Regions from separate parts of the Homo sapiens genome. Here region 2 is linked to region 1. Evidence: chromatin contacts called from ENCODE Hi-C or POLR2A ChIA-PET data. All regions are on one chromosome and are shown on one strand. Each heading gives the region's core, a stretch centred on a gene start or an enhancer-like site at or near the end of the contact. The rest is flanking DNA. Distances are from core to core; before and after follow the strand shown.

Evidence for each region. A loop is a pair of places that touch in the nucleus more often than their neighbours do. ChIA-PET counts read pairs that join two places held with the same protein, here RNA polymerase II (POLR2A). Pooled maps may share reads with other maps.
Region 2: a loop to region 1 is called in a map with no recorded cell type, with 6 times the contacts of the local background. The contact joins the enhancer-like site here to the promoter of TADA3 in region 1. A Hi-C loop is called at or near these places in 1 of 168 maps with a recorded cell type or tissue (naive thymus-derived CD4-positive, alpha-beta T cell), 1 of 37 single-sample maps with no recorded cell type and 9 of 50 pooled maps. POLR2A ChIA-PET finds 5 or more read pairs at or near these places in 4 of 52 experiments (AG04450, CD8-positive, alpha-beta T cell, activated B cell and 1 more).

The regions. Positions count from the first base shown.
Region 1 is chr3:9,791,183-9,793,930 of GRCh38, reverse strand. TADA3 (transcriptional adaptor 3) reads left to right here and starts at 1,458. Exons shown (of 9, transcript NM_006354.5): 1 at 1,458-1,715; 2 at 2,438-2,671. The coding sequence starts at 2,465. It overlaps ARPC4-TTLL3 (ARPC4-TTLL3 readthrough), which reads right to left and starts at 1,383. Exons shown (of 12, transcript NM_001198793.1): 1 at 807-1,383. The coding sequence starts at 809. ARPC4 (actin related protein 2/3 complex subunit 4) reads right to left here and starts at 849. Exons shown (of 6, transcript NM_005718.5): 1 at 807-849. The coding sequence starts at 809. RefSeq lists enhancers at 184-273, 473-999, 974-1,073, 1,000-1,526, 2,631-2,748 and silencers at 1,204-1,493, 1,554-1,643.
Region 2 is chr3:10,222,606-10,225,389 of GRCh38, reverse strand. IRAK2 (interleukin 1 receptor associated kinase 2) reads right to left here. Exons shown (of 13, transcript NM_001570.4): 9 at 2,559-2,754. Among named protein-coding and RNA genes, the nearest start is that of TATDN2, 24 kb to the left of the region's middle. RefSeq lists an enhancer at 1-86. Within about 2 kb of position 1,534, at least 12 of the 41 ENCODE cell types and tissues checked have a DNase peak (open chromatin) inside an H3K27ac peak, as active enhancers do.

The DNA of each region.
Region 1 (2,748 bases), core at 209-2,708:
GCAAACCTTGAAAGAGAGCTGAGAAGCCAGATTAGGAGTCATCAGAATGAAGAAAGTTATCGAAGCCAGGAGACTAGATCGGTATCACCAGGGAAGGTGTGACGAAGAGGGAGATGGTCATCCAAAGTCACAACTCCCAGGAATGCCCACACGTATGAAAAAGGCCCACATGTATGAAAAAGGCCCACATGTATGAAAAAGGGAGGACTTCCAGGAAGGGAGGGATGAGCAGTATCACAGCTAACATACACTAAGGCTGACACAGTTCAGTTCTGACCAGGAAGGGCCTGAATGGAAGCAACACGAGAGATCCTCCAATGGGGTGGAAGCAGGGCTGGAGGTACCAAGAATGGGATAAGGAAGTGTGGCCGCCTGCCTTAAGCAACTGTAGGGTCAGGAAGGCAGAAGAGGACAAAGGGCGTATGTCGTGAAGTTCCACTGTGGATAGGCAGGTGGACTTGCTTCATGCCTCAGAGGCTAAGAGGCCGACTACGTACCCTCGAAATGCTCCAAAGAGCCTAGGAGACCCCACTTCCGGGTTCCTACAGGGCTCAGGAAAAGCCCCTACCTGCTTCGAAGGCTGACCGTGAAGCCACAAGGCCCACTTCATACCAGGGAGTACCCCCACTCGCCCCTTCCTCACCTCGGGCCCCCGCCCCGTCTCTTTTTCCCACCCTCATCGTGTCCCCACAACCCCCGGACATCCCTCGGCCCCGCGCCCCTGCGGCAAAGCCACATCTCCCACCGACCCACTGCCCTGAGGCCGAACAGCCGGGGGTCCCTGGCCGGGGGCCCGGCTCTCTCACCATCGCGGGCGCTGGCTGGGCCGGAAAGCGGAAGTACGGAAGTGGCCAGCCCCGCGATGCCTGCCCTTTCGCGAGAAGCGCAGCTACGGTCTCCGCCCGGACTTCCGGACGGTACCATCTATGCTCCGAGCGGGGTAGAGAGCCCTTACGAACGCTTGGGCCTTCCGGAAGTTTTCCACCTAGGGCTGTCTCGGTATTTTTAAATTCTTGCACTCGAGTCACTATTTAAGCTCCTCCAGGAATGGGTGCAGCTTCCCTTTGTGCCTTCGGCCTTCTTGTCACCTTTGCCACAGCCTCCCCCAGGTATGCAATGGTACAGCCCAGCTTCAGATTGGGCACCAAATTAGGACAAGCCGAAGCGGACGAGCCCTTCGTTTCTTCCGGTTCTGTACCCCCATCCTTTCTCTCGCCCCTCCTACCCGCAGCTCCTGGCGCTCGGCGGGGCTAACTGCAGCGCGGAGATCTCGGCCGCCAAGCTCCGCCTCCCGCCCCGGGCTGTGCCCCGGGGCTCGCCTGAGGCCGACCACCCGCACCCCACCTCTAGCGGCTTTGCTCGAGGCCCACCTTCTTCCCACCCCCGGCAAACTCCAGTAGGCTCGCCCTCGCTGACTCCCCGCCCCCGCGTCAACTGCAAGGGGCCCGCCCATAGCCAGTTCCGGGGCGGTTGCTCACATCGACCGGAACTCCCCGCCCCCTCCCGCGGCCCCTGGGGCCGTAGGAGGCCGCAGCGAGGAGGTAGAGGGGGCGGGGGTCGCACTAGGGTGTCCCTAGAGAACGAGGACTCTGAAGGCGGGACATTTGGGCGACCCCCGGGCGGGGCCAGCCATTAAACAGTCCCACTTCTGTGCCAGACACTGAACTGGGCTCTTGACGGGCATCATCTCTTAATCCTCAGAACATCCCAGGGAGGTAGGTACTATTGTTATCCCCATTTTTCAGATTCAGACTTTTAATGGGGAAACAGACCGAGACTTCTTTTGTCCCCATTTTACAGATGGAAAAACTGAGACTGAAAAAGGTCAAATAACATGTTCAGGGGCATATAAGTAGAGAATGGTAAAGCCTGGGCTTGAACCCAGGTCTGTCTGGCTTACCAGCCCACGTTCTAAACCACTGTTAGTGACTAGAGAAGGGAGAAAGGTGGAATAGGGTAAGAAAAGAGGCCAAGAGTCCCAGAGAACATGGTAAGAATGGGGTGCTTGGAACTCAAAGTCTTAGCAGAACCCAAGAGAAATAGAAGGGAAGGAAAGAGCATCAGAAAGGCGAGGCAAGGCATAGCAGTATAGCATGGTGATCAGGGTGCAGACTCAAGACTAGCGGGGTTCAAATTGCATCTTGGAAGCATAGGCACATACCCACCCTTACAGAGTCTCAGTTTCTTTCTCTGTAAAAACGAGATCACAATGGTCCTTGTTCATGGTGCTGAGTGAGAAATTCAGTGAGATAAACTGATAAAGTGCTCTGCACCTAGCTTGGTACCCAGTTAAGTGCCCTGTGAGTAGGAACTGTGCCATCAATTTTGTCAGTAAGGGACTGAAGCTGGGCTTCCTTGAGGCTGTCCCTGGAGGTAAGAAGCCCTTGGGCTTTTCTCAGACCACTTTGTCTCCCATCAATGGCCCTGTCCTCTCCAGCTCCACAGGATCCCCATATCCTGGGCCATGAGTGAGTTGAAAGACTGCCCCTTGCAGTTCCACGACTTCAAGTCTGTGGATCACCTGAAGGTCTGTCCCCGCTACACGGCAGTGCTGGCACGCTCTGAGGATGATGGCATCGGCATCGAGGAGCTGGACACCCTGCAGCTGGAGCTGGAGACCCTGCTGTCTTCTGCCAGCCGGCGCCTGCGTGTGCTTGAGGCCGAAACCCAGGTGATAACCCCAGAGAGGGGCCAGCACCAGAGATGGACTGCAACAAGTTATGGGATGGGTCATTGAGTTAGCCCCAT
Region 2 (2,784 bases), core at 285-2,784, 430 kb before region 1:
CTGAGTTCAAATTCTGACTCTGTTCCTTATATGCTCAGGTGATCTTTAGGCAAGTAACTAAAACCTGAGCCTCAGTGTCCTCATCTGTTAAATGGGGACTAGCAGTTGTGAATATTAAAGGTGTGAAGACCCCACACTTAGTGTGGAACCTCTCTCCCACAGCATCTCTCAAAGCAAGTCAGAATAGGGTCACATTTATAGCCAAGAATCCCTCCAAGCCTGGAGGAAGGAAAGGATAAAGGTTTTAAACCACCCAGGATTAATAACAGACTGGCAGTGACCAGAAAAGGGCAGCAGAGGGCATCACTGCTGCAAGTGGGACAGGAGCCAATTGAAAAGGGACTCCTGACAGGTCCCTGCCAGGAAGGGACAGAACAAGGGGAAATGAATAAACAAAGACTTCCTGTGCCCCTTTCACAGAGCAGGCTCTGAGCCAAGTCCTTTATAGAGGTCACTGAGCACTCACCAAAAAACACTGAGCAATGCACTGTGATCCCCACAGGAGGAATCAAAGTTCAAAAGCGTTATCAGTCAACCAGAGGCAGGGCTGAGCAAAAGGGTGGCAGGAGCCAGGAGGCATTCAATGAATGAATGGATGGATGGGTGGTAGATGGATGGATGGATGGATGGATGGATGGATGGATGGATGGATGGATGGATGGGTATGTGGGTGGGAGGGTGGGTGCATGGGTGGATGAATAGATGGATAGGTGGGAGGGTGAATGGATGGATGAGGAAGTCATCTGTGACGCTAACACACCAGTTAGAAGGTCAAGAGTAAACAGATATCAGAAGGAGGGTGTAAAGGTGGGAATAACAATAACCACAGTCATCATAATATTCTTGGTAGGTGCAGGGTGCAGGGTGCCATGCTCACCTGCTTATATACATTATCCCATTCATCTCCATGTGTATCGTTAGCCCCATCTTACAGAAGGCTTAACTGAGGCCCAGAGACAGAAGTGCTAGGTGTAAGTCACACAGCTGAAAGTAACTGAGCCGGGCCTAGGGGTTCTATCCCCCTGGTTCTTTTTTTTCTTTTTTTTTTTTTTTGAGACAGAATCTTGCTCTGTTGCCCAGGCTGGAGTGCAATGGCGCGATCTCGGCTTACTGCAACCTCTGCCTCCCAGGTTCAAGTGATTCTCCTGACTCAGCCTCCCAGGTAGCTGCGATTACAGGCACATGCCACCACACTCAGCTAATTTTTGTATTTTTAGTAGAGCCGGGGTTTCACCATGTTGGCCAGGTTGGTCTTGAACTCCTGACCTCAGGTGATCTGCCCACATCGGCCTCCCAAAGTACTGAGATTTTAGGCATGTGCCACCACTCCCTGCCCATCCCCCTGGTTCTTAAAGGAGAAGGAGCCTGGACTAGCCCTGCTGAGCTTCACTGAACAACTTGCAGTGGGGCTGAGGGAGGCAGAGGAACCAGCTGGGAGACACGGAGGTGCAGAATCTGGGGTTCTGGCTGAGGGCAGAGGTGACTCAGGGCCACGGTTCTGGTAGCAGAGGTAGACAGACAGGAGACTGTGGTCAGAGAGAGGAAGTACAGAGTTCAAGGCTAGAGAAGAAAAGAGGGTGAGGCCCAAGGGGCAGCTGTATGCACTTGGCTGAAGCCAACCTGACTGTTACTCTTCTCAGCCAGCATTTCCCAGACTGGGTTCCATGGAACACTGACAAGGACAGATATTCTGAGAACACAAGGTTCCATAGTCAAATGAGCTTGGGAAACACTGCATACCCCTCTCTGGTGAATTCACAAGTACCAGATTAAAGGCTCACTACCATTCAACCAGCTTGAATTAATCTTGTGGTAAAGAAACCTGCTTGACTTTGCCTAATGCAATATTTCCAAGCCTGTCAGGGCACAAACCCTTTTAACACATCAATCCTAGAGGTCCGAAGGAACTGGAGTTCTACAGAAATATACTTTGGAGACTGCTACATGCAGACCATGAGCTCCTGAGGGGAGGGACTGTGTTTTTGTTACATTCATATTCCTAGTGCCTGGCACGACATAATGGCAGACAAGGATGGTGGTGGTGGTAGGGTGGGATGCTGGGTGGGTCAGTGGTCGCTGAATGGATGGGCAGCTAAAGGGTAGATGGATGATCGGACAGCGATGAACAAATAAGGACAAATAGACAACTGGATGGACAAGTGGATGGCTGGATGGGAATTACGGAAGTCAGGAGAGGATATCTGGAGCCTACTAGAACCTGGACACTCATGAGTGGTTTTCCTTCAAGGGCTGGCAAATTTCTTCTGTAACACGCCACACAGTAAATATGTGAGCTTTTGGGGAGCATGTTCAGTCTCTATCACATATTCTTTGTGTTTAAAAATATAATCCTTTATAAATGTAAAACTACCCTTAGCTCACAGACCATACAAAATACGCCACAGGCCAAAGTGGCCTGTGGGCCACAGTTTGTCAGCCCCTGTTGTACTTTGATGGAACCTGTCTGTGTGCCTCTACCGTATCCTGTGATTACAAAGGAGCCGTGGGAAGGACAAATCAAGGTGGGCCCCACTCTACGCAGAGCAGGACACTCTTACTATTCCACAGCTGAAGATGTCCACTCGCTTTGTCAGCTGCCCCACCCGGATGAAATCCTCTGGCAGATACGCGGCTGACGTCCGGAGCAGGTGAGTCTTCATCATGGTGTATTTTGACCTTTTGTTGACAGGACACAGATGAGCCATTGGGTGAGCAAGTTTGGGGGTGAGATTTTGGTCCAGCAAGACATTAGAGCTGTGGAAATGAAAGGAGAGGGAACCTTCT